Regions from separate parts of the Homo sapiens genome. Here all the other regions are linked to region 1. The links are chromatin loops, found by intact Hi-C in ENCODE. Cell type or tissue: Calu3. All regions are shown on one strand. Each heading gives the region's core, and the rest is flanking DNA. Links, peaks and the distances in the headings are about the cores only.

Region 1 (7,786 bases), core at 1,722-4,221:
GGGAAAAGAAAGAGAGATCAGACTGTTACTGTGTCTATGTAGAAAGAAGTAGACATAAGAGACTCCATTTTGTTCTGTACTAAGAAAAATTCTTCTGCCTTGAGATGCTGTTAATCTGTAACCCTACCCCCAACCCCGTGCTCGCAGAGACATATGCTGTCTTGACTCAAGGTCAAATGGATTTAGGGCTATGCAGGATGTGCTTTGTTAAACAAATGCTTGAAGGCAGCTTGCTTGTTAAAAGTCATCACCACTCCCTACTCTCAAGTACCCAGGGACACAAAACACTGCAGAAGGCCTCAGGGACCTCTGTCTAGGAATGCCATGTATTTTCCAAGGTTTCTCCCCATGTGATAGTCTGAAATATGGCCTTGTGGGAAGGGAAACACCTGACCGTCCCCCAGCCCGACACCGGTAGAGGGTCTGTGCTGAGGAGGATTAGTAAAAGAGGAAGGCCTCTTTGCAGTTGAGATAAGAGGAAGGCATCTGTCTCCAGCTCGTCCCTGGGCAATGGAATGTGTCTTGGTGTAAAACCCGATTGTATATTCCATCTACTGAGATAGGAGAAAAACCGCCTTAGGGCTGGAGGTGAGACATGCTGGAGGCAATACTGCTCTTTAAGGCATTGAGATGTTTATGTATATGCACATGAAAAGCACAGCACTTTTTTCTTTACCTTGTTTATGATGCAGAGACATTTGTTCACATGTTTTCCTGTTGACCCTCTCTCCACTATTACCCTATTGTCCTGCCACATCCCCCTCTCTGAGATGGTAGAGATAATGATCAATAAACACTGAGGGAACTCAGAGACTGGTGCCAGCATGGGTCCTCCGTATGCTGAGCACCGGTCCCCTGGGCCCACTTTTCTTTCTCTATACTTTGTCTCTGTGTCTCTTTCTTTTCTCAAGTCTCTCGTTTCACCTGATGAGAAACACCCACAGGTATGGAGGGGCAGGCCACCCCTTCACGCATAAGCTTAGTCACCCAACTCCTGAGATCTTATTAGGAAGTTGCTGATCACCAGTTTTTTTGTTTTGATTTTTTTCCTATCTATAGGGAGACTGCCTTTCCCTGGCACTGGCTGTGAAAAATTATTATTTTAGAGAGACAATTAACAACTCCCTGACCATCACCTAATGGTTGCCTGACATTCCTGGTTGCAGGGGGAGCCCTCTCCTGCCCTGCTCATGTCTTCCTGATGACCTACTGTAAAAATTGCACAGGTTGAAAAATTTCATAGTTTGTAGAATAATCATAGATTGTAGAATCATGGAGTGTAGAATAAACTTTTTTTTGAATGAATATCTCATCACCTCATAGAGATACTGCTCAACATGAAGAATGAAGAAAAGAAAATACCCCCAAATCACCAATAAACAAAGGTAGATGCTAAGAGAAAAGTGTTGAGAGGATAGAATTGTAAATATAAAAAGTTTATGTACTGCAAAATTTTCAGTGAGTACAATCAAAACTTTTAAGACATTAAGAATCACAAATCATCCTTTCTACAAAAGGAAAAATGAAGCCAAAGGAAGTGGGATTCAAGAGCAACAGTGAAAAGCATGTATTATAACATGATGAGGAACAAAATGATAACGTAAAATCATACATTAAGGGGAGAAGAAAAGCATAGTTTTTGAAAAGACAAAATTGGCAAACTACCTACCAGACTAAAATTTAAGACAGAGAGAATGCTTAATGAAAGAATATTAGTAATGAAAAAAATGTAACTATAGATATAAATTTAAAATATGAGTTGTATAAATTTAAATATTTAAAGATATAGATTAAAGAAAGATATTTTTTTCAAAAAATAATATTGCAATACCCACAAGAAGAAATAGTAAATCTGGATAGGTTAAAATCCATTAAAGAAACTGTAACACTCTTGAAACATACTACCAAATAAGGCATAGGAATAAAACAATGGTATTTAATTTCTCACTTATTATTAACTATATTGTCTTTTCTTTTCCCCTTTGGTGAATGTGAGAAAAGAGATCAGGGAAATGTGTTTTTGGTTTATAAAATGAAAAAAACAAACCTAAATATTGTTTACCTTTTGAATCTTTAAATATAATCCAATTATTAGAAATTTGAAATGCCATTAAGCCAAAGCTGAAGTAAAAATATCTTTGAAATGACACTTACAATTTAATTCATAAGGGAAAATTATTAGTCCCTACCTGAAATTGCTTCAAAATTAAGCTGTATTCTAGCATATTATAAATAAATTGTCTTTTATAATTCATGAATAAATAACTATTCTCCTTGGGGAATTATTCATTTCATCAATTAATATCTAGATTTCATCTAATTTTTCTAGAAAAAAATAGAAAATTTGTCACTGTTATTTACTTGCACTTAAAAATAAAACAAAATATCACTCAAAAGCAATGACTTATGTTTTTTTAAAACTATATATATTTAATTTTACAGAGACAGGGTTTCACTATGATGCCTAGGCTGGTTTCAAATTCCTGTGTTCAGGCAATCCTCCTCCCTTGGACTCCCAATGTGCTGGGATTACAGGCATGAGCCACTGTTAGCCTAAAAATATATATTTATAATTTAAAAGCTTTTTAAATTTGAAAGAATGTTTTCTATAAAAACCATGCCCCTTAAGATTAAATGTTTAGTAGGGTTAATCTGACCTATAATTTTTAAAGCATTGATATTCTAAGATTTCAATTATTAGGCACATTTTATAAAATGGTATTCTGAACACCTGGGGAAAAAATGAACAGATCAGACATGATGTTTTGTTTTGTTCTGTTTTTATGTTTCTCACATTTCTACTTAAACATGTTTCTACCAGAGCTACAATGCTAGCTGATTTATTTTTGACAGTGGATGTGAGCATAAATCTCTTTTTGTCTAAGAGAGGGCATCTAATCCAATTGGTCATTTGAAGGAATTGACTGTATGTTTATCCCAAGTTTTTCTCTAATCCAGTGCTTTAAGGAATTGAGTACCTTCTAACTTAACATTTTTCTTTTCTCTTAAAATAAGCAGCCTTTTTCAGACCACAGGTTCCAACTATCTTCTGAGGACTGTGGTTGCATTGTCACTTCAGCATTCAAAGTCTTTGCTGGGCTGTTTGATTACCTCCCACATGAACTCTACTCATTGACCAGCAGATGGCCTGTTAGTCCACTTCTCAGTCTTTGGCATTCCAGTGAGAATCAGATCTATGCATATGCAGCTCAGCAGAGATGCCAAGACCACATAAACTAATTCATAGGTTATGCTTTTCTCTAGCAACCCTCTCTGGACAATCTCTCCCACACTTTCTGGTTTTCTAATGTCCTCCCTTTTATTCTTCTAATTAGAAAGGTGTGGCTTTACTTACCGCACTTTGCCCTGCATTTCTATGATTGCATTGGGAGCCACGTAGTAGAGAAGAAAAACACCAGCAGAGAAGAAAAACTCCAGCCCTATCCTTTAAGGAATTGCAGTTCAACTGATCAGAGAGGAAGTTTCCCCATCTCAGAATTTTGGCTTAAGATTCCTGTTGAAAAGGCAGGAGCCTGCACACAGCATGCTTTGGAACTGCGATAGAAGAAATTTGAAAAAAGGAGAGTAGAAAATTGGAATTTCTCATGCTCCTTGAGCTAGTGCTAGAGTGCTTCTTTGGCTCTCTTCCTCTCTATGTCTCAGGGGCCCCTTCTGTGCTTCAAATTACAACGATTTGAGGTGAGGGGATACAAGCATAAAAATAAAACAAAGGTAAACTCCCCTTAGGTTCTAAATTCTGGTCTTCTTCCCCAAACTACCTGCTACTATTCACTTTACAGAATCTCAGGTAGTTGCTTTATACATTCTATCCAGCCTTCATAGCTGCATTCAATAGTATAGACTGGTAAAATGGGCTTATTTCAACTAGTCTAGAACATGAACCACTGGGGGAAACCAAGAAAATAAGTTGGAAAAACAACAGCCCCCACGATGGCAGCCTACTCTTAAGACCACAAATAACATTCCTTCTCTTCCTCTCATAATATCCATTCTAGATTTCCATCACCCTCAGCTAGCACCAGTTCTAGTCTCAGTTGTTTTCCTGCAGTAGAGAATCTGAGCACAAAATCTCTATGCTTTTTTCAGAGTGTAATTCCTACACTTGTCTATTTCTCATTAAATTGGGCAAGGGGAAACCAAGAAATGCTCACGTGGATCATGTGGGTATCAAACAAATTCCTCTCAAAGCGTGACAGTATTCCTACCTCTTCCCCATATGAAGATCAGTTACACCTGTCTTAAGATGTTATTACTAATTTTGTTTGAGGATGGTATTTTAAGAGATTCTTTATCAACATTTCAGAATGAAAGGGCAATAATTGCAATAGTGAGGTGAATGACTTGAAAATCAGAAAGGCCAAGTAAGAATTGAACTTAACTGTATGGGGTGGTATCTGGATTATGTGAAATGACCTATGGAAAAGACTTTCACAGTGCCTGATAGATATATGCCCTTGTGAATTTTTTTTTTATTATTATTCTCCATGACACATCACTGTGGTTGCCATAGTTCCCAGTTTTCCTCAGGACGCCCACTTCATGTGTGCTTACGCAGTGCAATGAAAATAGTGGCCCTTTTCACTTCAAAAGTTATCCATTTGCACATTAATATTTTATGCTTACCATGCCCTTTGCTATCCTATTGGACACTTGAGTTGATTTCCTTATATTTCTAAAATCCATCAGCTTCTCTACTCCCCTTTCTTTGCTTCTGTGAAATGCTCAGAATGTTCTGCTTGGATTACTTCTACAGCCTTTTAGCTAGTCTCATTGCCTTCAGTATTGCTCCTTTGATCCTTTTTCAATACTGACAGCAGAATGACCTTTCTAAGTTCAAATAAATTCACATCACTGAGATCACTCAAAGACTTTCCAGAGATGTCTTTATACAAATTATTTATCCTAGTAGCTATGATTCACCATGATCTAGAGCCTGCTTCCATCTTATCTCAACAGGTCACTCACTGCCTTGGAATCTGTCTTCTGGGTGTGATGAAGCAAAGGCATTGCCTTTTCCAGGTAACATCAGTAATCCATTCCCCAAGATTAGACACTGCATAAGAACATCAACTAGGACCTCATTTCCCAGTAAACAAACTTACCAAGGGTTACTTATCAAGCTGAAGCCTTCCACTAATTTCTGAACAATGGAGCTACAACATTTGAAAAAAACTTAGATTCATTACAATTGATAGGGTCAGAGTGCATGATATGTAAACATATCTTCATCTCATTACTAAACAATCAATATGTTTGTTAATAAGCCATTGATTTTTATTCAATAATGTGTAGTGTTTGCATCCCAGGCCATAAATGTTGGCATTTACAATATAACAAGGCAAAAAATCCACAAATGAATACATTTTTGTTAGAACAAAGAAAATAAAAAATGTTTAATTAAAAAAAAGCAAGGTGATTTCATGAAAAAAGTTTTATTCTCAAGTGAGAAGGGGAATAAAAGCTTTAAAAGCTTAAAGACGGAGAAGAGAGTAGGTTTGAAGCAGGCACAGTATGTCACTGGTTATGAAACATTATGGTGCTGAATAGATGGGTGTTGAAGAGTAAATTTCAGCTAATTACCAGACTCAGAGGAACTGACAGTTTCCACTATTTTGGTGCATCAAAGGACTCTAAGACAAGAAGGCTCAGTAACTCTGCAGGGCAGCTGGTCAATGCTCCAATATGCACAAATTGCAAAATGCATCTTTGCTTGTAATCTTGCTAGTCATTTTCTTTGTATATACTTGTAGTGCTTCAAATGTAATCACTTTCATCAAACCTCTTATTACCTTTTGTGTGAGCATTCTTTCTATTTTTTTGTTTTAATTTTTGTTCCTCATTACATGACTGTAGGCAAGAACAAAAGCTAAAAATGAAAAGAAAAAAAAAATTCAGGATGGTGACAAAGTATCCAGAGAGAGGAATGAATAGGGTATGGGAATGTGAATCTTCTAACAGCACCAGTAGCAATGGAGATGCATGTCCCTATTGCTGATAGTCAACGTGAGTTTTCAAACATCTACACATGAATCAGACATTTTACCAATTGTTTTGGAAAGTAATGAGATTTCCAATATATTGTTTTGCATTTGAGGGCATAAATATAAATTTTGACCAAAATTCTTTCAGTAACAGATAAATTTGTTCTATGAAGTAAAGGCATAAAAGTATTTCACTAGGAAATCATTAATAGGAAGAAGCTCTGAAGGAGAAGCCTCTATGGGTGCTGCCCCAATTCCATCCTAGTTTTCCTTGTGTCTATTCCTGAGATTTATCTTCTCTCTCTCCATGCCATATCTTTTATACCTGGAAATTTATTTCTATTTTTAAGATATGTTTTGCCTTTCATACATATCCAGGATTAAATTCGTGAAAATTATAAACATCTGCCCTAATCTGGTTTATATTCATGTCCTATATCCTCCTCTTCTTACCCCTTTCTAGACTATGACACCGTAACATTTAGTTGTCTGTTGTCTTTATTCCATATACTGTGCTTCTCAAAGTCCCTGAGAGCTGGAACTATGTGTAGCTCATGTCTGAATCCTCATGTCTAGCACAGTGTCTAGCACATGGTAGCACTTAAAAAACATTCAATGATTGAAAGAAGAAAAGAAAGAATCCAAACTGGCAAGTATGTATAACAGGCAAGGGCTTAGGAGACAAGCTAGAGCTGCTGATACATATTTATAAATCTTCTGTGTAAAGTAGGTAGTTGAAGTTTTATGAGTGGATGAGATCACTCTACGAAAATGTAAATAGTAGTGGTTCTCAAATCTGTCTACAGTTTAAAGCTACCTAGGAAGCTTTTTTTAAAAAAATAAAATACCCAGGATTCACCCCATAAACAACATTTCTGTGGTTGGGGCCAGGTGTTGCTGTGTTAGAAAAACTTACCTGGTGATTGCTATGTGAAGTTAAAATTAAGAAACACTAATAAATAAAGTTTTAAAAAAACAGCAAATGCAAAAGCTTTAGAATAAAAGCATAAAAGGATCAGGATAAGCAAGAGTAGCCAAAAATGAATGAATGAATGAATGAATGAATGAATGAGTGAATGAATAAATAAATAAATAAATAAGAAAGACAGATAGGAAGGAAAGGAGGGAGGGAGAAATGAAAGTAGGGATGGAAAATGGCTCAGAAAAGTAGGCAAACCTGAAGCCGCAGTGTCCCAAAAGCCAGGTAATGAGAGAGTCTTGAGAAGGATGAGTTGTGTAGTAAAGTGTAAAATGCCAGACAGATTTTCTGAACAGTAAAAACTAAAATAAAATCAGAGAAAAAAAGAGACTCGAGATAATAAGCAACTTTATTAAAAGCTATTTAGGTAGTGGGATGCTAGGAAATAAATTGAAATTATAATGAGTTAAACAATAAATTAAGTGCAGAAACTACTAATTTTCCTGTAAGCCATAAGAAATACTTGTTATAAAGTATTGCCAAGAAATTAAGTCAATGTTTACATTATTTCTTTATGACATAGTCATTACTTTATTATTCCATAAGACTACAGCATACGTTTTTACAATAAAATGCAATAATACATAATCCTAAAAATATAATACCCCAAATAACATGAATAACCCTTCAGTGTAATCAGAAAGTAATCTGCTTTTCATCATGCATAGGTAAACAAATATAAGGCTACAGAAAATGGAGAAGGGAACTAATCTATTTCTTATTATTCTACTGGTTAAGACAAAAGCTGGTTTGCATATATTTTTATCAGATAAGGAATGTTTGTCATTTTATTTCACCACTACCT
Region 2 (7,786 bases), core at 3,348-5,847, 180 kb after region 1:
CAATGAGTCCCTTCACCAGGATTCTGAAATTAAGAAAAAGAGAACGTTTATCTTGCATTAAAGCTCAGGAGCTGTGAGAAAGGCCAAAGAATCACTAAGCAAGAAAAGAGAAATGAATGAGAGGAAAACAACAAAGTATAAAGGTAAGTGCTGGAGGATGTAGGATCTTTGACTTTTTCCTTTTGTAACCCAATGTCCATTCAAATAATTGGCCCTAAGTAGATAGGTAACATATATATTTTAAGTAAATTATGAATGAATGATATAAATTACCATGCATAAGTTATATCATAAAAATTATAATGCATGTGGCTCGCGCCTGTAATCCCAGCACTTTGGGAAGCCGAGGTGGGCGGATCACCTGAGTTTGGGAGTTTGAGACCACCCTGACCAATATGGAGAAACCCCGTCTCTACTAAAAATACAAAATTAGCCAGGTGTGGTGGCACATGCCTGTAATCCCAGCTACTGGGGAGGCTGAGGCAGGAGAATTGCTTGAATCCAGGAGGCGGAGGTTGTAGTGAGCTGGAGATCACGCCATTGCACTCCAGCCTGGGCAACAAGAGCAAAACTCCGTCTCAAAAAATATGTATATAATCTGTAATTTTTATTTTGCCTCATCATAATCAAAGATTTCCTTCCTTTTTATCCTGTTTTAGAACCTTATTTTCTATACAGAACAAATTCCACATGTTTTAGGTGCGGCACATTCCCCTTCCACCGCTAGTCATTGACAAAAGCACATGATCCAGGCCAGGTTAATGAGAAGATTTGGTTTACCTATAAAAAGAATTTTTCTCAGTAAGAGTTCCAGGTTCAGGATGGTTTGGACCAAGCAGAATCAGGTTATTCACTAAGAAACACATTGTTTTGTTTGTCTGATCATCTGATTTTCAAGGAGTTGTAGTTAATGAAAAAGTAACCATTTTATATAATGTTTTTTTCTGCTTCCAAAGCCATGTGATTGGTTCAGAGAGAGCACAAGATTATGCTGAGCCAATGAGTCCCTCCACCAGGATTCTGAAATTAAGGTTTGCTCCATTAATAGCAATAAGTGTGTTAGCTTAGCGCTAGCTGAGGTATTTGTTACTTGTATGTAGAACCAGTCTGGGAACTAAGTGAATACAGTGTAAGTTGGACAAAATGATAGGTGAACAAACCTTTAAATTTATATCCCTGAATTCAGCTATTTCTAAAACTAGATCTGCTATCTGGCATGAATCAATAAGTTCTTCCTCTGCTTAAATTGAATTGGGTTTCTGTCATTTACGTAAGTGAGACCTTATAATGCAAAAATTATTTTAAGAAATGTAGAAAATTAACATATTTTGTTTATTATTCAATAATTACTTTTCTTTGATTCTGTAACTTTCCCAAGGCAAAATTTCCAAAGTACTTAAAGCTGAAATGTGTTATAAAATTTTTTATCCATTACATTGAGAAGTACTGGTTCAAAATATTTGAAACCTCAGCTCTGTTTCTTCACTCCAAGCAACATGCCACTGGAGTTAGCCACTCCAAACAATATGCTTTCTAAGTAAAATAAATGGCAAAACAAAATTTCACAACAAGTCCTCAGCTCACCCTTTCCACCAGATTACCATACTCAAAGCTCCCATTTTAGAGATTCTAGAACCATTAAAGTATATTTGTTTACCAAACTACTCCAATGAAGATTTATCCATTCAACCTATCAGTTAACAGCGTTTGTTCAGTATCTATTATTGTGTGCCATGCATCATGTGGGACTCTCAGGATATAAAGGACAGTAAAATAAACTCCCAAATCTATGGGAATCAAATTAAAATAAGAAAAACAGACAAATAAAAAAATTGCAATGCACTGTGATAGAAGTTATAATGTATGTATACAGGGGGTGTTTCATAGGAAAGTGTTTTGCCATCCTGCAGCAGGGTGTGTGTGTGTCTGTGTATTTGTGTGTGTGAGTTTCAATAATGAGCCAGTCTTCCCACATATAAGATATTGCATAGTTTTATATAAAGCATTTCTGGAACTTTTATTTATTTTTGATGACTAAATAATTGAATATTCCCCCAAAGACCTAGAAGACAAAACATAACCAGGGAACACATGTTCCCATACCTGTTTAGTCACGAGGTTTCTTTTATTGTCTATTTAAGTTCAAGTTAATAGACTGAGAATCATTAAGCTTTTTAGAATTATTAAATGTAGTGGAACAAAAATTTATGATGTATATATTATGTGATTACTTATCTAAAAATAAAAATATATACTTTTATTACCAAATACTACTTATTTTTAGAAACAGAATTTTCCTACAGTCATCATTTTAAGAAAAGCACATTGTTTCAAGTACTCTTTTTATCTTAATATTAACACAATATGGGATAAATTCTAGGAGAATTAATAGCCTTTAGTATGTGATCAAAAAAGAGGACTGGTGGAGTAATTGGTCTCTGTTCATGATTAGAAAGTCTGTGGCTTTGCAGATGTAGAGACGTGGTCCAGAGTTCTGATCATTAAAATCAGAGGGGCATGCCCATCTAAGATTAGGGCCATATATGATCTATGTGGCCCAGGTGGATTCTGCTTATCCTGAGCAAAGTGGAAGGAGTCCTTGAATGAAGCAAGAATGCCAACTAACATTAGTGAGCCTGGACTAAAGCCAAGGAAAAGAAAAATATTGTCTCTCCAAGATGCAGTGGCAAAGAAATTTACACCCTAGAACATGCCACCTATTTAATTTCTTTATCTGGCAACTTTACTTTGGCAAATTATGATGTTGGAATATGTCCTGCCTTTTAATAGAGTATGCATGTGCAGAATCTTTAAAACCTGTGCATACAGTGTCTGGGGTGCATTCTCACTGCACCTGGCAGAAAGCTCCATCTGTTTCATGTTGCCTCAGGCACTGTCCAGTTCCCTCTAAGCTCCCCATGCATCAGTCTCTTCTTGCTTGCCTTACAGCATTTCACTCTCTCACACACATCTGGTTTTGATGATTCCTCCATATTGTCTTCATCTGATCATGTAGCTTCTCTACCTGCTAAACCCCTTTCAATTTAAAAGAGTCTCATTAGAGAATCTAAGACAATATTCTAAATGTGTTTAGCAATAAGGAATAGAAATGAGTATGCATATTAGCATTAAGAAGTGATGCATTAGAATTCTTTTATTGCAAGCATCACTAGTGCATAGAGCCCAAAAAGCTATAAGTCAAAACATAAATTGCACATACAACAAAATCCTAATATAAAATAGCATGAAAACAGATATTAGCCTATCTCGCAGAAGCCACGTTAAGAGACTGAACAGTCTATGATGACAATGATAGACTTATAAACATGAGCACTTGTCACCATCCACAGATACAAAATGCATAGTTCCTTTTTTGGCTTTACCATTGACAGTTCTTATATAAGTTAATTAACCTCTGTGACACATGACTTGCTACCTTTCTGTTTCACAGTAAGACTTTAAAGATTGGGATGAACATAAGTTATTAAAGCATTGTTTATTAATGAGCTAACATCCAAAAATGGAAGATAGAATATAAAATAATGAATTCCTAAGTGTGATAATCAAATATATTCCATTGTTGATAACTTTACAAAGTAGTTGTTGATGGCAGAATTTTTTAAGTTTCTGGTTACTTGTTTCTTGTTATTTGTTAAAGCAATTCCTGACAAATATCTGTATTCCTTTATTAACAGATCACATTGGATACTAAAAATATTCTGTTGAATTTGAATCACTATAGCAAGAAAATAAGTTTTTACCTAAAAAGAACTAGCATTGATTTACACTTACAGTTAAGCATGTCTATTGATATAAATTTGCTTGGCAGAAAACATATGTTGTGTTTAATCCCTATCTTACATTTGGACATTTGAGTAGCTCTACCTTGAACCTTATTTGGGTTAAGTTTTATTCTTAAAAGTCGCAAACAGCTTCTTTCAACATGTATATTCAAGGTTACTAGGTAAAAAAATAAAAAATCCATAAAATATTTTCTTCTACAATACAATAGAAAGTGGGGGAAACGTGTTTATTTCTAAATATAAAACTTTAATTAAAAGTGGCCATAAAGGCTTTATTTAGAAAAATGTGCAGAAAATTATTCAATGTTGCCACCTTCAGGACAAATTTTAAAATAGCAAGATAGCAGTGAAAAGCATAAGACTTAAGATTTTTTTTTTTCCATGATTAAGTATTTGCTCTACAATATTGATGCAAAGTTAACTACTTAGGCTTTTTAAGACAGCTAAACATCTGACTTTTAAAAATTGTTCTTATACTCAAATATGTGCCCGAAAAACTTCAACTTAAGTATACTTATCTATTAGTTCCCTGCTGATAGATATTTATTTAAGAAACGTTGGTTGAGTATTACTATGTATCAGGCACTGTGCTAGGTGCTGGAAGCACAAAAATGACTTCAACATTTGAAAATTCTCAAGAAGTCTACATTCCAAGAAAGGGAATCAACACATAAATAGAATATTCCACCAGCGCAGTAAGTGTTCTCATAGATATAAATAGACGATTGTGGGAGAACATGAGCTACACACCTTAGCCAGGAGAGTAAACAGAGGGACAGCAGGAAGAGTCATGCTGCAGGTGACAACCAAACTTAGTCTGTTATTATAATAATTTTGAGAAATAATTTAGAGTAAAATTATCTCAATTGTTTTCCATTTGCTTATTTCTATTAACCTAAAGAAAGGGGAGGGAGAAAGAAGGGTGCTAAAAGTAGAACAATTATCATGGAGATAAAATTCAGTGAGGTAAATTATTTCATAATACCTGATGTAGATATTTTCTTACTTTTTTTGTTTCCCTTTGCTGTCCTTCAACAAATTTCCAGCAGAGTCTTCTTCATAGAGCAATCCTGGGGAAAAAATATATTGTCATTTTCCCAGTTCATATTCTAACTACAGACAATACAGCAGAATTGTAGGTGCTGAGTTATTGGATTGGCAGATGCTATCTTTCTCAAAGCTCCACAAACAACATTTTTTTTTCCTAAGATACAGTATGATGTTAGCATTTCTTTCTGTAAGAAAATCTTTTGTTCTAAAAAGAAAACTTGGTAGAAAATTTCTATTCCTACTATGTTACTATTGTTTTACATATATGCATATATAATTGTTACATAAATAATTGCTTTATGTATACATATACATATATGTGATCTATGTATAAAACAAGAAAATTATGTAACATATAAAGCCTGTCAAATGTCCTTTACCTGAAAATTTGCTATACCTCCAGCACCCAAGGCAGATTTTGATCTACTTTTGACTATAATACTTTCTCAAAAATGTCATTGCAAGATGTTTAAATTAAAATTATCATTATTATTATTATTAGAAATTGGATTATTTATATCAGAGAAAATTGTAACAGTAATGTTGGTTGAAGAAATTGCACATTGATGGGTAAGTCCTTAAACTCACTATGGAAACAAACAGCCTAATTTAAAGTCATTTGTACTCAAATTCAAATTTAAAGGAGAAAGAAAAGCAGAGTAGGGTACTGAATTATGTCTCTCCTACTTTGGTAGAACAAAAAATAATCCAAATCTGAATAAAGTAATCTATATATTTCCTAGTCAAAGACCACCCAGGTATGCTGATTGGAGTGCAAGCTGGTTATTTTTTAATTAGCTACGTATGAGGTTTCTGTTCAAGTTTTAACACTCTAATTAAAAACCTAATTGCACATGTAAGCAAACAATGTTCCTCTTAAGGTACCATCTCTGAAAGAGAATTATGGATGGATGCATTTTTATCCTGGATTTAGCTTTGTTTGCCATGTGACCATGTCTTTCCTTCTAGAAATATTTACTGTAGGAATAAGTTGTGCTCCAGTTTTATATGGCAAATGATGTAAATAATTTAACTTTAAAAGTCAGCTTATATTGCCTCAGAGATGACAGAAAAATTATAATCATTCTATCACTTTATTAGTAAGAAATAATAGTTTTAGAATTGAATGGGTGATATGTGGTTCCAAATTCAGCTTGTGTTACAAAAATAATACTATTTTTTTTACCATGATGTTATGAACAAATAAGTTTTAACCACCAAAAAAAGTAGGAGATATGTGATTTTAAATTAACTATGTTATGTTGAATTAGATAAATTTATCTTTTTTTAAAATTCACATTTTTCTATTAACTTTACCACAACTCAGAGAAAACCCTCATGGATAGGGTTGGTCTGTGTAAGACCCATTATAACCATGATCCATTCCGACTCTGCATTTCCCCATGTGAGCATTCATCTGACATTTCTGCTTAAATGCTGCTTGTTTATAATGACCTCTAATTTTAATTTATAAAACATGCTTAATATTAAAAAAATAACAGTTTAAAGTTATTTCAAGTATTTTCCATGTTTGTTATCAAGAAGAGTTAGTTCAAATCTTAGTTGAAATCTCAACTTTGTAAGTTTAAAATATCAACTTTGTCCATTTGAAAAATAGAAATAAGATTCATTCCATTCAGAAACAAGATGAGGCAGACACGTATATAGAAATAAATGACATAATTCCATTCTCAAGATTCAGCTTAATGGAGAAGACAGAAAAAGTATAATATCTCACAAAGATTTATTTAGGTTATATGTGATAAGATTTCAGAAGCATTTTACAGACCTTCAATTCTGATTCAAAGTTATATAATTAATGTTGCATATGTTGTGTGCAACAATATGAACAGCTTAAAACACTTGCTGTATTCTATGAATCTGGTTTACCAGTTATATCCAAGCAAAGTATAAATACACTTCCTGTTTCCTCCTTCTGCCCTTGTTCTTGGCACATAGAAGCAAATCTCCTTAGAATCCAAGGCTATCGACTTTCCTCTTCTACAGTTACAGCTCTCCGTGGTAATGACATCGGGAAGGTAACTTGTGCATACAAAGTCACCACCCCCACTCTTGAGCTTTCAGAGCTGCTGACAACATTTCCTCCTACTCAAAACACAATGTTAGCCCCACAGCAGACCAGAGCCCCAGAGTGTACTAACAAAGTGAGGCAATCTCCTCCACCAGATCATTCTTAAAGTAAGTTACTTGAGCCCCAAAACACTATGTTCTTTCTTATCCAAAGTCTTCAGAACTCCAACAAAGGAGCTCTTTTCAATATTTTTATATTATTATTTATTAATTTTATTACACATACTGAAAAGTGTACACAGCATATATGAACAACTTAAAAATGCAAATAAAACGTATACCAGCCTCCTGCTGGGTACATTCTATAGCTCCAAAGCCTGTTCTTTATAGGACTATATTCTGGGCTAGCTCTGTCTCTCTCCCAATGAGGAAAGAAGTTTCTAGGGGCAAAGGAACATTCTCACCCGAAGCCCAGGTGTCAATTTCTCTGGGCACTCAGAACCCTACAATTTCCTGCCAACGTGTTTTAGGTTTTATGTAGATTTTCTATCAATTTTTCTAATTGTGTTCAGCAGGAGAGTTGGTCTAATGCAAGCCAAACTGCCATGACCAAAAGCTAAATCATATTTGGTTTGAAATTTCATAATGGACGACTTTCATATTTCATCTATTTTGCTAGGCACTCAGTGGTTTCAATATTCCTTGAATAACTTTTTTATAACATCATCCTCTCTATTTTCTGTGTTTATCTTTCCGAATCTCTTATTATTCAAAAGTTGACATTCTGAATAGGTCTTACAGTTTTCTACTATTTATTTATTTTAGTTTCCAAGAGTTGTTTTTTTTTCATTTTTAAATAGTATCTTGTTTTATTAACAAAATAAGTTGTCTTGTCTCTTAAA
Region 3 (7,786 bases), core at 3,348-5,847, 350 kb after region 1:
ACAGGACTTGAAAATAAAGAAAATGATTTTACATTTTGAAAGTTGAAGACTATATAATCAGAGCAGAGATATGCTCAGATGAAATAAATTTACATAAACATACCATTTTTCCTTCATTATTTGATGCTCTTTAAACATTTTAATGTTCTCAAACCTGGATCATCTCAAAACTAATAAATACATTTAAAGTGGTATCTGTCTTTATAAAAACACATGGTTAATATACTGATAGACTATCTTACAATCCATAGAAAAAATGTTATGCAACTCCTAGGCAGCAAAACTAAAGTATTGATGTACCTAAACGAACAAACAAAAAAATGCCACTTAAGGTCACATTTCTAATCGAAATGAAAAAAAAAAAAAGAAAAAAAAAAGGAAAAGGCAAACTTTGAAAGTGCCTGTTTAAACATTTTTTACAAATATTCTGGTTCAAATTCTTGATTTATCTATTATGATAGCATGCATATCTCTATGTAGAGTTGTAGTTTGTAAATAATTTTAAATTTTCTCTTAAATAAGAGAAATTATCTTAAGAAAGAGAAGTTAATATTTCTTCTTAATTCTTGTCTTCATAACTCTTCTACTCCCCTCCCTCTGTCTTTTCCATTTGTTAAACCGTACTCATCCAAGGTTTTTCTTTTCTTTTCTGTTTTTTTGAGACATAGTCTCACTCTGTTGCCCAGGCTGGAGTGCAGTGGCGTGAACTCGGCTCACTGCAAGCTCCGCCTCCCGGGTTCACGCCATTCTCTTGCCTCAGCCTCCCGAGTAGCTGGACTACAGGCGCCCGCCACCACGCCCAGCTACTTTTTTGTATTTTTAGTAGAAACGGGGTTTCACCGTGTTAGCCAGGATGGATTCGATCTCCTAACGTTGTGATCCACCCGCCTCGGCCTCCCAAAATGCTGGCATTACAGGCGCGAGCCACCGCGCCCTGCCCCAAGAAGGTTTTTCTAATAAAATTCCCCCCTAACTCACGCTCACCTCTACCATTAGCCACACTGTACTTATCTTTGTTTATTAATTTTACTCCCAAACTTGTCTTGCTTATCTTTGTTTCCCAAGTACATGGCACCTTACTGGCCACATACTAAGTACTCAAATTTTGTATAAGTGATTAAATACATAAATGAATGAATGATGGATTATGCTACATTTATCAAGCTGGCAACTCTGTTACAGGCAGTGTGTCTGAAATATATGAAGCCACAGAAGAGAGCAGCAACCTAGAGAATCACATTTTGATAGGATCAGACAATTTTTATTTTTTTAATGAGTATATTATGAAGTAAATTATAAAGTGTGTAAACATATTGAATATATTTAAGTTATAGCTTAGGGTTCAAGGTAAGTTATTTTACCCTATATCCCCAAACTTCATAGAAGCAGGTAGAGAAAAAGTTTGGAAACCATGTTTGAAGGCCAGAGTTGAAGCTCTCACCTAACTCTTATCTATACCTGTCTGCATCCATCTCAGCTAATACTTTGGCTATGCCACTAAGCCAGCTAACCCCAGAGGGCAAGCATGCTCCAGTTTCAGTTTGAGTTGGTTATCTTAGCTTCACAACCAGATTCTGAAAATAATACTATTTCAGGTCAATAAGAAGACTGAGTTTCTGTATGTCTAACGCTAAAGTCAGACTTAAAATATTCTGAGTTTATTAAGTTAACGCCAGTTGGTGAGTCCTGTTGGTGGCTACAGCTCAAATATTCTTATTACTCAAACTGTAACATAACTCTTATATGTTTTATGTTGCAGATTGGATAGAGAAAAGCAACATGAGGCACCCAAAAGTTTTAGTCAGTTAAGTGAAACCAGATTTCAGGCATTGAATGACACCCAAAATTTGTTATCTATTAAAAGCTGCTTATTATGATGGGGAAAAAAGTAAACACATCTCTAAATCCATGATGTATAAAAATTCATTCATTTATTGAACAAATATTTGGGACACCTATTATCTTCTGAATGGTTGAGACACTGAGGATGCAGCTTTGAACAAAATGATTACTCTGTCCCCATGAGTTTATAGTCTAGAGAGGGAGAAAGGCAACATGGAAGTAGGTATGTCCCATGTTAGGACATAGGGTGAAGAGTGAGGGGCAGCCGAGGAAAGGTTCTCTGATTAGATGACATCAGTATAGGAATCTCTGACTTGAGGGTTTGTGTTTGTTTTGTTATTATTTTTTTTCTTTAGGATTCTACAATCCTCTTTCTTTTCTTCCTTTTCCTTCTTCTTATTTCCAAGTAATTAATAAAAAAGATATTCAGAGGACTGGCTCATCACAGATTAGCTGTCGAATGTGTATCTACAAAACTTTGGTATCCTACTCATGTGTGCTAGCATAACCAAATCATGAGTTAAGCCTAAAGACAAACACACAAGCTATTTATACAGCAAGCAGGTTAAGAATATGCCTTAAGAATAAGGTTTGCTAAGTTTAAAAACCGTTGTGCTATTCTTTCTAAAGCTGTGTTTTACACAAATTCTGTACCTCTTGGCAACTTCAGTAAGGAAGGTTGTGTTAGTATTTTTCTTTTCTCTTTATACTTGTGAAGGTGACTGTTTGCCTTCAGCAAACTTTATTCTTATTAATCTTTCTAACCCGCCTAATGAGCATCACCTCTTACCTCCAGCTTCTGTAGCTCAGATACTTTATTCTCAGAGTAAAACTACATGTAAAAAATGATACACTGTAATTATAATTAAGAACCATGACCATATGTACAATGAAAATAAGCCTAAATAAATGTTAATAATCACAGACCATATGAGCATGGGATGTTATTTTACTGTTTTTATTTCAACTTTGTGGATATGAAATGTATTTTGGTAATAAGTTCTGTGGCACTGCCTTCTTTACAAAATGCTGGTTCAGAATCCCCCATTTATTTCTCTTTCTTAAAGTAATAATTAATAACCTGATAACTAATGGAAAAATGTTGATTGCCACATCCTACTAATGGCATTTAGTAATATGGAATCAATTTTTTTCTGAACCAGTCACTAGAGAAATGAAAATCAAAAATAGAAGTAGGTCTGTGTGATTGTTTTTTCCCTAAGGGCTTTAGATTGGATTAGGATATCTAAATTCAATCAAAACTGGATGCCTGAGAGAGGGAATTTCACAGACTTTGATGGGAAAGGAAGAAAAACCTGCAAAAATTGTAGCCAATAGGCAATACTAATTGTGGATGCTTCTTTTTAAATGTTCTTCTGAAATCTAAGCTCCTTAAAGTAGCATGACAGATTCACAAAATATTTTAAACATTTTAAAATACTGCCCAAAAATAGAAATGTTAGGCATAGTCTGATATTTGAAACAGCAGTGCCACCTTGTGACAAAGACATTTCAAAATAATTCTGCTTCACATTTCCTTATTCTTAACCAATTCTGTTGACCTATAACATACAAAGATAGGATGAAAAAAATCATGTACTTTGATTTTTAGGACATCTTAAAATCACATATTGAAGGAAAAATGTTAATTTTATTTCGCTTCTTAAACATTAGACTAACAATCATCAACATTTTTAAGTAACCACTGTATTTAAAACATCTTCCTAGGCTTTAAAGAAATTTGTAAAAGAAATAGTCATTGATTTAACCCACTGCTCCTGAGAAAATTATAATGAAATATAAATAACGACAAGACAAGGATCAAGAAACAAACATTTGGAAATAAATTAAATAGCTAAGTAGCAGAGAGTTGCTAGTTTTCAGGATACCTCCAACTAAAAAGGCATCCTGGAGAAAAGAAACATTTCTATTCTCTCACTATTCTTGTCAGAATGGCACGGACATTTTAGCAAAGGCTGGTTAGGAAGAACATTCCCCTTATATCATTTAATGTTTTTGTTTTAATCTATATTCCTACTCTATTTTTCCAGAGATAAAAGTTGCAAAATTTTCCTGGAAAACTTAAATTGCTATGAAAAAAAACATAAAAAAGGACAGACACAGTGGGATTCTTTCTGTACTGAGGGCCTATACTAATGACCACTTTTAAAACATTTTAATATTTTCCAGTGTTTTGATTTTTTCCCCAGGATGTAACTGCTATCTTTAGAGGGAAATTTTTAATTTATTAAATAATTAACTTATTATATAATATAATCTATTATGATCTAAAAACTATAAGACATACTGCATATTATTTAACCCAAATAATTAATATTAAATACCTACTAGACAATAAAAGCAATAACAAGTATATCTATTTTCCTGATGTGCAAATTACTTTAACAGAACTCTGGATAATGACAAGAAAAATTACCTAATCCCCTGCCCTAATATCCAGCTCTTAAACTCTCCTAGGTGGGATGACTAAACTATCAGCTGCACTACAGAGCCCTAATTTTGTAGCACTAAAGAGGGGAAAAAGGAGGGATACCAATGAAAACCATACAAGAACTATAAAAGACTAAAAAAGTAAAAAGAACTATAACTAATTCTTTTTTTTCCTGCTTCCCCAGTCAACAGTGTTGTAATTTAATCTTCTGCTGAAATACCTAATTTGGTTACCAAACCATTGTTATAAAGCATTTAATAAGAGTAAAAGAGAAAGAAAATTGAGCAAAAATCTATTTCTTTCTTGAAAACTAAGCATCTTCTTCTTCTCTGTGACCTTGTATAGACATAGCAACAATAAATATTCATTTAATTATTTTTAAATCCCTTAATCAATGCTTTTGATTCCAATATATTTTAAAATTCTTGGAGCTCTTTTATTACATTGTTATAGAAAATTCAGCTATTATTAGCCCAGAAGACAATTAAGACTCCTGCTCTAAATAATTGATTTATATATAGCACATGCATATTTTTCAGATGTTGAGTTGTCTTATAATTCATTCTTAGTCACAAATTTAAAATAATCTAGGAGGACATTTTTTCCCCTAAAGACAGCTAAATATAAACAACTTCCCTAAATCCACTCGTATTTTAAAACAGAAAATTAAAGAGGAGTATGTTTTACCCCTAGGCTAGATTAAGTGGAAATGAGAAAGATTGAAGAAGAAATTGCTCAATACATAGGTTGTGAGAAAACAGAACATTTTCCCTTGGAAATGTGTACATTGATGAGCCACTTTCTCTCTTGATGATAAAAGACAGTTATAAGCTAGAAGTAGAAAAAAAAAAGTCTACAGGTAAGATGACAGTAAAAATGGACCTGAAGGGTAAAGAATTAGGGCTGGTTATAATAAATTTAATTTGGATTTCCTCATGATTTGTTTTCTGTTTGTTTGTTTTTATTGATTTTCACTTATACCAGGCAACATACTATATTTATTCAATATCCAGCCCTATTTCTGTCAATATAAAAATTTAAATGTAAAAGAATAATGTATAAAATTCAGAAATTTAAGGTCAAAATAAAACTACTGCTTATTTAATGTTTTCAGAAAGTAGAGAAATATTTACTTAGCAGTTCAAAATTAACAGTTTTTAGGTTTCTATAATATTTTAAGACATAGCCATGCGCAATCAGATGTGTCATGTAACTTCTAAATATATTGCCAGGGTGAAAATCATACCAAATGTAGCAACAGAAAGTCAGACAAAACTGGAAAGAAATAATACAACAATATGCTTTAGTTTTGCATCTTTTTGTGGGCATGACTACTTACAAGCGTCAAATAATATTATATTATTTATTATGATATCCCTTAAAGACTGCTAAATATGAACATCTTCCCTAAATCCACTTTTATTTTAAAACAGAAAATTAAAGAGAAGTATGCTTTACCCCTAGGCTAGATTAAGTGGAAATGAGAGAGATTGGAGAAAAAATTCCTTATTCCATAGGTTGTGAGAAAATAGAATACTTTATCCTTATAATAAAATAATACTAAAATATATATTATATGATATCATATATATATAATATATATATGATATACACAATATTCTTTTATGCTTTTATATGATTGAATCATATAAATGTATTCAGTGCAATATAAGTTAAATAAAATTAAAATTAGTAATTCTGGACACATTTGTAATGGAAAAAATCATATATATCATATATATATGAGATACACAATATTCTTTTATGTTTTTATGTGATTGAGTCATATAAATATATTCAGTGCAATATAAGTTAAATAAAATTAAAATGAGTAATTGTGAACACATTTGTAATGGAAAAATAAAATTCTAATAATTTAAAAATAACATGTAATAGTGTTTCTAGCATAAATAAATTTTAATTACTAAATTGATTATTTTTCTACAAATAATGTTATTATGCAACATGGAATATTATATATCAAAATTGACAGAGCTGAACGTAGAGATGGAGGCTCACATACTTATGTCTCAGTTATACACATATTGAAATCATTCTGGTTAATTCTATGCTCTGGCTATACATTGCTGACCATCTACTCTGTCACCTTAAGCAATACTGTTATGAAAATAGAATCAAAAGATAATGTATCTTCTGTTCCTAGTTCTTTCTGAATGCTAACATTACTTTAACCATCAGGTAGCTTAAAAAGACAAATATTCACTACCGGCTTGACCTCTAGGATATGTTAGTGAAATTATATTTTAGACTCATGGTAGCATACTAAAATCTTTTTATAATTAAAAGTTGTTATTTATAAACATCTTCTACCAGAAAGTAAAAGCCACTTATCTAAGTAACATAGTAAAGATGTTAAATGATTAACATCTTACTTATTAAATGATTAATAAGTAAGCTTAAAAGGATTCTGTGTGAAAGTGTGTGATGTTGTGTTTATTTATATTTAAATAAATATTACATATATATATACTAACTATATATTTATAATTCACAGGTAGAAATGTAAGGATAAATTATTCAGACAAAATATATTTTTGGAAGGTAGGAGTGACAAGTGAAGGAAGGCCAGACAAACCAAAGGAAGAGGATGAATTGAGCCTCTATGCAAGAGTCAGTATTTTTATTTTTATTTTTATTTATTTATGTATTTATTTTTTGAGACAGAGTCTTGCTCTGTCACCCAGGCTGGAGTGCAGTGGTGCAGTCTTAGCTCACTGCAACCTCTGCCTCCTGGGTTCAAGAGATTCTCTTGCCTCACCCTCCCAAGTAGCTGGGATTACAGGTGCCCAACACCATGCCTGGCTAATTTTTGTATTTTTAGTAGAGACGGGGTTTCACCATATTGGCCAGGCTGGTCTTGAACTCCTGACCTCCTGATCTGCCTGCCTCGGCCTCTCAAGTGCTGGGATTACAGGCGTGAGCCACCGCGTCTGGCCAAGAATCAGTATTTTTAATATGGGAAAAACTCTGTGCATCTTTCACTAGGTTAGTTTCAGTAAAAACTTAACAAATTTTAAATTAATTTCAGGATTGAGCCAATAATTTTGAACCTAAATATTGACTATTGCTATATTAATTATATTGATAGTGTAACAACAAATACCACCCAGCATCAATTATTTTATGACAGTATATTTTCTCATTTTGTGGCAGTATATTTTGAGTGGCACAATTATTACTTTTTTTTCACTTCACAAATTTAAAATATGTTAACTTTAGTGTTAATGGTTGAGAGAATAGCAGAAAAAGTTTTGTTACAGTTTTACTTCCTCTTTTTTGCCCACTGCAGATTATACTTCGGCTCGCTCTTCCTACCTTCCCATTTATTCTTTGAACTTGACAAATAATTAGGAAGTGCTAAGACTTAAGACAAGGTATCTAGGTGTGAATGGTGCAACCAATTTACTGGGAAGCTTATATAGTTTGGATATGTGTCCCCGCCCAAATCTCATGTGAATTGTAATCACAGTG

Evidence for each region. Peaks named below come from ENCODE experiments on the same cell type or tissue, not always from the same donor. Only the 100,000 strongest peaks of a DNase experiment are listed, where the experiment ranks them.
Region 2: it touches region 1 in a loop (9-fold over the local background); 10 of 110 quality-filtered maps call a loop at or near these places.
Region 3: a loop joins it to region 1, with 8 times the contacts of the local background. A loop is called at or near these places in 18 of 110 quality-filtered maps.

The regions. Positions count from the first base shown.
Region 1 is chr1:104,127,923-104,135,708 of GRCh38, reverse strand. LOC105378879 (a long non-coding RNA gene) reads right to left here and starts at 3,504. Exons shown (of 3, transcript XR_947656.3): 1 at 3,356-3,504. RefSeq lists an enhancer at 116-837. In Calu3, for the core only: no CTCF peak of the experiment used is centred there; no DNase peak of the experiment used is centred there.
Region 2 is chr1:103,945,035-103,952,820 of GRCh38, reverse strand. No RefSeq gene overlaps it. Among named protein-coding and RNA genes, the nearest start is that of AMY1C, 200 kb to the right of the region's middle. In Calu3, for the core only: no CTCF peak of the experiment used is centred there; no DNase peak of the experiment used is centred there.
Region 3 is chr1:103,784,112-103,791,897 of GRCh38, reverse strand. No RefSeq gene overlaps it. Among named protein-coding and RNA genes, the nearest start is that of AMY1C, 38 kb to the right of the region's middle. In Calu3, for the core only: no CTCF peak of the experiment used is centred there; no DNase peak of the experiment used is centred there.